Linked DNA regions of Homo sapiens: region 1 is linked to region 2. Evidence: read pairs that join two places in POLR2A ChIA-PET (ENCODE). Cell type or tissue: IMR-90. All regions are shown on one strand. Links, peaks and the distances in the headings refer to the core of each region. The heading gives the core; the rest is flanking DNA. Region 1 overlaps DNAJB6 (DnaJ heat shock protein family (Hsp40) member B6). Region 2 overlaps NCAPG2 (non-SMC condensin II complex subunit G2).

Region 1 (4,388 bases), core at 191-4,190, 1.2 Mb before region 2:
GTGGTCCCAATTTAAAACAAATAAGGAATATGGGGCCTGTGGTTTCTTATTTAAAGTAAGCCACTCTTTGGCCCCTGCACTTTTCCAGGGCAGGGTAAACCGGAACGTTGTTAGAATTGGGAACAGTCATCACCGTGGGCCACGGAGAAAGTCCACGGAACCCCACTTTCTCCATCAGCCTTCTGGTCTGCCTTCGTACTGTGAACCAGGAGTATCTGAGACCGTCTCAGTCAGTGTAGAAAGTTTATTTTGCCGAGGTTGAGGACACGCCCGTGACACAGCCTCAGGAGGCCCTGACGACAGGTGCCCGAGGTGGTCGGGGCGCGGCTTGGTTTTATGCATCTCAGGGAGACATGAGGCGTCCCTACACGCAAGATGTACGTTCCGGAAAGGTGGGACAGCTGGACGTGGGGTCGGGGGCTTCCGGGTCATAGGTGGATAAGACGAATCATTGCATTCTATGAGTCTCTGATCAGCCTTTCACTGAATACACAATCCACATATGAGAGGGGGTAGGGGAAGGGCCACGTGTGCCTTAGTCTGGCTCAGTGAGACAACAGGGCAGAGGAAGCAGTCAGATATGCGTTTGTTTCGGGGGAGCAGAGGGATGACTTTGAGTTCTGTCCTTTGTCTGCACCTGTGAAGATAAGCTGTCCACTGACATTGCCAGGGTGAAAACCCAACAACTGCTCTAGGGTAAAGATCTTGAGCCCCACGGGGAATTTCCTTGTGCACAAATTGTGAGGGAGGTGTGTGGCTTTTTTGTTTGTTTTTTTTGAGACATTGTCTCATTCCTGCTGCCCAAGCTGGAGTCCAGTGGTGCAGTCTCAGCTCGCAGCAACCTTTGCCTCCTGAGCTCACGTAAAGCGATCCTCCCAGCTCAGCCTCCTGAGTAGCTGGGACCACAGGTGTGCACCCCTGTGCCCTGCTGTAGCCACCTTCTTTAGGAATAAAATGGGAGGCAGGTGTGCCCGATGCAGTTCCCAGCTTGCTCTCTCCCTTTAGCTGAGTGATTTTGGGGTCCTGAGATTCATTGTCGTTTCACAATACCTTGTTTCCCAAATTAGCAACCAAAGAGAGCGGTTATACTTGCCCTGGGGCTTTAGGGGGAAGCGCAGCCCACCCTGTGTGGACTCGCAGCGGAAGCAGAGGCTGCTCCAGAGACTGCGGTGCCTTCCTGTCCACCCTGACCCAGGAGCCTCAGTGTTGAGTGAGGGGCACTGGCTGTTTCTTGAGGGTGGGAAGGAACACCTTTTCAGCCTACTGTGCAGGGTTTTTTTTTAAGGCAGGATTTCTGTTACCCAGGCAGGAGTGCAGTGGTGCGATCACAGCTCACTGCAGCCTCGAACTCCTAGGCTCAAGCCGTCCTCCCAGCTCAGCCCCCTGAGTAGCTTAGACTACAGGCATGCACCACTAGGCCTGGCTAATTTTTTCTTTTTTTTTGTAGAGATGGGGTCTCACTATGTTGCCCAGGCTGGTCTCAAACTCTTGGGCCCAAGTGATCTTTAGCCTCCACTTTAGCCTCCCAAAGTGCTGGGATGACAGGTGTGAGCTGCCACTTTCAGCCCTACTGTGCAGTTTTTTTTTTCTTTTTCTTTTTTTGAGACAAAGTCTTAATCTGTCAGTTAGGCTGGAGTGCAGTGGTGCGATCACAGCTCACTGCAGCCTTGAACCCCCTCGGCTCAAGTAATTCTCCCACCTCAGCCTCCAGAGCGGCTGGGACTGTAGGCGTGCAACAGCGCACTGGGCTAATTTTTGTCTTTTTTTTTTTTTTTTTTTGATAGAGATGGGGTCTGTCTTTTTTCTTTTCTTTTTTTTTTTTGGTAAGGAGTCTCGCTCTGTTGCCCAGCCTGGAGTGCAGTGGTGCAATCTTGGCTCACTGCAACCTCTGCCTCCCAGGCTCAAGCGATTCTTATGCTTGAGCCTCCCGAGTAACTGGGACTACAGGCACACGCCACCACACCCGACTAATTTTTGTATTTTTAGTAGAGACGGGGTCATGTTGCCCAGGCTGGTCTCAAACTCCTGACCTCAAGTGATCCGCCTGCCTCAGCCTCTCAAAGTGCTGGGATTATAGGCGTGAGCCACCGTGCCTGGCCCAGATGGGGTCTTTCTGTGTTACCCAAGCTGATCTCAAAGCTAAGCTGGTCTCAAACTCCTGGGCTTAAGTGATCCTCCTGCCTCAGCCTCCCAAAGTGCTGGGATGACAGGTGTGAGCCACTGTGCCAGCCTGTGCAGTGTTTTTAAAAGGATTGGTGTAACAGTAACTTGTGTGAACACATTGATGTGGTCTGGGCCCTTCCCCGCATGAAAGGACTGATGGAATCCTCAGAACTGCAGGCATGTTGAGCGCCAGAAGCAGGGTCCTTGGGTCACTGACAGGCCGGCCTTGGTGAACACGTGCTGCAGAACACTACCTCCAGGTCCTCCCACATGTGGGACGCGGCGATGGCAGAGATAAGAAGGTGATGTGGCAGGAAAATTCTGAATCATACAAGGACGTGTTGTGCAATAGCTGCGTGAGCTCTAGCAGGATGTTCGAGAGAATGTCCTGGGGGCTCTTTGCCATGGGAGAGGGTGTTGCTGTGGGAAGTGTGCTGAGTTGTGTGTTCCTCGGCCCTCTGTGTGGCGCCTGCTTCCAGGCTGTGCGTGAGGCTGGCTTGTTCCGTCCTGGGATGCTGGCAGGAGTGTGGGTCTGTGCATTCCCATATCTTGTGAGGCATGTTCTCAGCATCAGCAGCCCCAGCTCCTTCCTCCTCGTGGTGACTGGGAGGCGAATGGGCCAGGGTGCTGGGTTTCCAAGAACACCTGCCTTGCTCTCTGTGGGGATCCACAGAGAGTTCACGCAGTGGCCCTGTCAGCCCTGAACATGGAGAGCCACTGCATGTGAGGCCTTGGGGGCATGTCTGGAGAGCCTGTCATGGCGTGGAGCTCACCGTACAGTCTCCTGGGACCTTGACAGACCGCACCAGGCCACATCCTGCGCCAATTAAACCCGAACCTCAGGGCTGATCCCGTTGTGGCCAGGAGGAAGAATGGATAATGCTGGGCCTGGGAGGGACCGGGAGGCCGAGTCCGAGGCGAGAGCCATGGGGTGGTGCTTGTTCCGGTTCTCCTGCAGCCGGTCTGTCCATCCTGCCTGCTGTGACTGTTCTCCAGCCACTTTCTCTTTTTCATTTTTCTTGCTGGAAAGCTGTAGAAGGCAGTGGGGTGGGAACGCTCCATCCACAGTGCAGGTTAGAACCTTGGAGGTGATGGCTTCGCCTGGCAGTGAGGTGAACAGAGCCTCCAGCAGTGCCGGGCGTGTAGCCAGGGCAGCTGCAGCAGGAGGACGCCCAGAGCCTTGGCTCTGAACAGATAGAACCATCGAGGCCGAATCGGGCAGTCCTCCTGTTCAGACCAACTGTGTGTCCCTTTTGTGAGACAGCTGGTGACCCCTGCTGGCACATCTGTGTCCCAGCCGTGAGGCGGCCGCTCCCTGTCCATGCCGGCAGTGCACCGTGCCCACGGGAAGCTCGGTGTGGGGGTTTGGAGCAGCAGCACGCTGCGTGACTCCCCAGGTGATGCCAGGGAGATCTGGATAAGGAGGTCCACATCTCCACCTTCATCTTCTTTCCTCAAGTCACTTTTCCTGGCACCTCACTAACCATGAGGTTTCACAGGAACCTTGGGGAGTCCCTTGTGTGCTTGGCCTGGGGACACAGGACTGTGTCGGACTGCTGGGGCCAGAAGGGTTTTTCTAGAGACCAGACCCAAGCAGCTGCTGTCCACCTGCCACGTGTGCCAGCCCCAGCCTTCCTCCCAAGTGAGTGGGGGAGGGAGGCTTCTGGGTGTTGCCGGGACCTGGCCGGGGGCGGAGTGGCTGAGCTGTGCAGGAGAGGATGGGGCGCAGGCATCCACAGGAGCCAGGCTGCCCTGTGGATGTGGCCGTGGAGCCTGCACCTTTCTCCCCCAGTCACTCCAGGGCTTCTCTGAGCCCGCAGCCGGCCAGCTCAGCGGCCCGGGGTTGGAAGGAACGCAACATCCATGCCTGCCTGGCGGTCTCAGCCTCTGAGGAGACGACACAGGGAGCTTTGGACGCTGCAGGTGTCTTCAATATTCATTTTCAAAATATCAGTCTTAAGTCTCAGCGGGGCCTTTTTCTAAACAGACGGTAAATGCAAAACCTCCCCCAGAGCAGCTCTGAAGGCAGCGCGTTTCTCTTCCTCCGTGGTGGGAGGAGGCTGGGCTTTGAGGGCGGGAAGCCCTGGTCGAGGCTGGACCCGCAGCCTGGCCCTCCCCAGGCGATGGCAGCCCCGGCTGACCCACAGCGCTCTGAAGACAGGTCCTCGGACACCCGCCCAGGGGCGCGTTTTCACCTGCGGAGCAGGGGTGCGGGGAACAGCTGG
Region 2 (4,388 bases), core at 208-4,207:
CCACCCCCTCACCCAGTTGTGCCAAACAAAAATGTTCCTACACATCACAGTGCCCCCTGCAGGGCAGAAGCCCACAGTGAAGTACTGCAAGTTTAGAGCCACGAGGGCACCTGCCTGGACCTGTGCTCTTAATTATCAGCCTTGTGAGCTTCGATGAGCCTTTCACCATGAATTCCACATGCTCCTCAGAAAGTCCAAGTGCAGAATTCCTGCTCCAGGTGGAAACTTATGCCTTGGTTTTCCACCTGTAATAGCTGAGACATGAATATGCCTATCCTACCCCTGTATCTCTCCACCACTGTGTTAGGCCCGATTCTTGGCTATCTTAGGAGATTTCATTTAGGCATGACTAAACAACACTGCTTTTTTTTTTTTAAGAGACATAGTCTCACTCTGTTGCCTAGGCTGGAGTGCAGTGACACAATCACAAATCATAGCTCACTGCAGCCTTGAACTCCTGCCTCAGTCTCCCGAGCAGCCAAAACTACAGGCGTGTACCACCATGCCCAGCTAATTTTTAAATATTTTTTAATAGAGGCAGGGTCGCACCATGTTGCCTAGGTTGGCCTCGAACTCCTGGCCTCAAGCAATCCTCCTGCCTAGGCCTCCCAAAGTGTTGGGATTATGGTGTGAGCTACCGTGCCTGGCCTAGACAGCACTTCCAATAAGTCTTCCCACACTTCCTCTGCCAGGATTATAATACAAATTTGAATATTTAAGTCAATCATCACTATACATCAAATAGCACTGTTTCTCATTAAAATACTTTACATCTTAAAGTGATTGTTGTAAATGCATTTCTTAAACAGTGAGACAAAAGACTATTGACAGATTAAAATAAAAATAATAACAACAGCATAAGGGATAGGAGAACACAACTGGAGATTCCTACCATGCAATGGACAAGCATAATTTCTGAAGGTACTGAGATAAGTTAAACATGCGTGCTGAGATCTCTAGAGAAATCACTAAAAAAAAAAATTACACAAAAGATAATATAAAGTCAACAGAGATAAAATGGCGTAGTAAAAACAATTCATCATAAAAGTGACAGGAAAGAAAAAAAAACAGAAAGACTAACAGAACAGACAGACTGATAGAAAAGAAACAACATTAACTTAAACCCAAACCTATCAATAAATTCATTAAAGTCAAATGGACTAAAAAAAAAAAAGAATGGACTATAACCACGCCAAATGGACGACAACCACGGCAAATGGACGACAACCACGCCAAATGGACGACAACCACGCCAAATGGACGACAACCACGCCAAATGGACGACAACCACGCCAAATGGACCACAACCACGCCAAATGGACCACAACCACGCCAAATGGACCACAACCACGCCAAATGGACCACAACCACGCCAAATGGACCACAACCACGCCAAATGGACCACAACCACGCCAAATGGACCACAACCACGCCAAATGGACCACAACCACGCCAAATGGACCACAACCACGCCAAATGGACCACAACCACGCCAAATGGACTACAACCACGGCAAATGGACTACAACCACGGCAAATGGACTATAACCACGGCAAATGGACTATAACCACGCCAAATGGACTATAACCACGCCAAATGGACTATAACCACGGCAAATGGACTATAACCATGGCAAATGGACTACAACCACGGCAAAGAAAAGTCAGAGGTTGTTGGACTAGATTTTTTAAGCCCTACCCATGTGGGGGTGAGGTTTTAAAAGATAGGCTATGCAAACACAAAGCACAAGAAAGCTGGTTTGGCTGTAAAAATATCAAAGTAGACTTCATGAGGAGTCAGAGCCAGAGAGATTCCACAATAATAGGAGTCAATTCATCAAAAAGAAAAAGCTCCCAAATACAAGAAAATACATGAAAAGAAAATTGACAGAACAAATGAAAAAAGAGACAAACCCACAATCACATATAAAATAAGTAGACAAAATCCATAAGGAAATACAACAGCTGTCAGCAAACTTTTTCTGTAAAGTAACAAAATAGTAAATATTTAAATAGTATAGTAAATATTTTCACCTTTGTGGGCAGAGTTGCAATGGTCTCTGTCATAATTACTCAACTCTGCACAAAAGTAGCCAGAAAAAACACGGCAAATGGGCACAGCTATGTTCCAATAAGACTTTACTGATAAAAAACAGATGGTGAGCCAGATGTGACTCACAGGTCAAACATTTTTTTTATCATTTTTAGCTACATAGCTCACCGGAATAAACAAATCCTAGTTTTTATTCTATTGTGTAATCTAGTAATTACTTTCCAAACCAAAATGATCTCCCTTCAAGCTTTAAGGAAGGCCTTAAATTCTATTTGATGTTTTAGAATTTAGTTAACATCTTTTTATTAGTCATGATTTTATATTACAAAATTTATGATTCACGTAAATATTAAAAATGCATATAATTCAATGACCTTCCCTGTCAGTTTTTATCTTTTCATACAGAGAAGTTTTTTTCTCTATATGAAAACATGATTTTTTACTATTTTCTTAAGAGGTAAAGAGGAAAACAACACCCTGAATATTCCATGTGGGAAAACACCACTTTTTGTTTTGGCTTGAATTATCATCCTGATTATAACATCCTTTAACCAAATAGACTAATAACTTCTGTATTAATAATCATCTTCAATTCATCTACAGCTACCGGTAGGAAAATAAGATAGTCAGTAATAATGAATAACTTGTCTGTTTAAACTGATATTAGCTACATTTTTTTTTCTTTGAGACGGAGTCTCGCCCTGTTGCCCAGGCTGGAGTCCAATGGCGTGATCTCAGCTCACTGCAACCTCCGCCTCCCGGGTTCAAGACTGCCTCAGCCCCCGAGCAGCTGGGATTACAGGTGCGTGCCACCATGCCCAGCTAATTTTTTGTATCTTTAGTAGAGACAGAGTTTCATCATGTTGGCCAGGCTGGTCTCAAACTCCTGACCTCATGATCCACCTGCCTCCACCTCCCAAAGTGCTGGGATTACAGGCATGAGCCACTGCGCCCAGTCTAAACTGACATTAGAAGGTTGAACATCCTAGCTTAGAAATGAAAAAAAGGTGGGGGAGGCTAATAATATAACATGCAAAGATATGTGAACTATTCCACAAAAGCACTCCTAGAGTAGTCTTGTATTCTGCTCACCACTGATTACAACTACTTCTATCCTTTTAGGAGGGAAAATAACCTTAAGAAACTTATCAACTCATTTAAATCTCCTGAATGTAGCATAAAAGCATGTTCAAATGTAAGGACTATATTTCTGTTTTAATCAAGAGTGATAATATCCTTGGTATATGTTTCACAATAGTCACGAGTCTAAAATACTAACTAGCTATCAAACTCTGAGGTGTAGCTGCTAGGAAAGTGCACCACTCACTCAAGTTTGAAAATTCTTAAAAAATACTTTGAGAAACGTAGAGAATGTACTGCTAGTAGAAACACCATCTTGTGTCATCAATAAGAGGCACAGCAGTTTCAGGATTAAAGCACTTCACCTTCCGTAGCTGGTGACTTATCTCAACCACAGGCCCAGCGATCAGAGTAGAAAGTACACCCCGGTGCACAGGGGTGTCTGTGTGCCGAGACTGAACAGCAGTAATGAACTCATGAAGAGGCCTCTGAACAGAATAAAGCAGCTACAAGAAAACACATACGTCACTTTTAATGACTAAAAACCATGGTTTTGAAAAAAACAAAAAAACACTTTAAAATAAGTATTCTTACTATCCTCCCCCAGGACTCAAGGAGTCACTGATCTTGTTTGCCTGCTACCAGTGCCCACTACATTCCACTCCCAGGCTGACTCAAACCTCCTATGCACCACGGCCAGAAGATGATAGACGGGACCAAAGCCCACTGGGAACTGCCCTGATGATATTCTTTCCCCAAAGCCAAGAAAAACCCTCAGGAATAAGGAGGGAGAGAGGCAAAACATCAATACATTAAAATAAGGCATCAGCTATGAGGCAATGTATTCTGACTAAAGCTACACAGGTCTGATGGGAAACCTAAAGGTTTTGGCACAAATTACATAAAAGATCACAGGCACTTGAAACAAATTCATCAAAAACAGGAACATTTCAAATGAACTCAAATTGAACTAGACTAGAAAAAGTATGGCCAACAACCTTCAATGACCTCTATCAGCAAAGGACACCGAGTCTTCAATATTTCATAAATAGCCTCCCATTTAAGCATTTTTTAAAGTCTTCATTAAAAAATAATAGCTCATTGATATTTTTAAGCTACTACCTAGAAAAAGTAATGGCTCTCTCTGATAACAACATCACGTGGTACGAGAACTGACATGACATTGTTTTTAGGATGAAGCAAATCTGGCAGACAGGTTTTTATATGAAGTGCTTATACAACAATCTCACTTCACA

What was found. Peaks named below come from ENCODE experiments on the same cell type or tissue, not always from the same donor. Only the 100,000 strongest peaks of a DNase experiment are listed, where the experiment ranks them.
Region 1: POLR2A ChIA-PET joins it to region 2 with 8 read pairs; 1 of 35 experiments calls an interaction of 5 or more read pairs at or near these places.

The regions. Positions count from the first base shown.
Region 1 is chr7:157,402,707-157,407,094 of GRCh38, forward strand. The region is part of intron 8 of DNAJB6 (DnaJ heat shock protein family (Hsp40) member B6); the gene reads left to right. Among named protein-coding and RNA genes, the nearest start is that of DNAJB6, 68 kb to the left of the region's middle. RefSeq lists an enhancer at 3,155-3,824. In IMR-90, for the core only: a CTCF peak has its summit at 3,455 (motif pointing left); a DNase peak (open chromatin) is centred at 2,495; H3K27ac peaks cover 491 bases.
Region 2 is chr7:158,647,335-158,651,722 of GRCh38, forward strand. It overlaps NCAPG2 (non-SMC condensin II complex subunit G2), which reads right to left. Exons shown (of 28, transcript NM_017760.7): 24 at 3,498-3,638. Among named protein-coding and RNA genes, the nearest start is that of NCAPG2, 55 kb to the right of the region's middle. In IMR-90, for the core only: no CTCF peak of the experiment used is centred there; DNase peaks (open chromatin) are centred at 2,157 and 3,797; H3K27ac peaks cover 2,496 bases.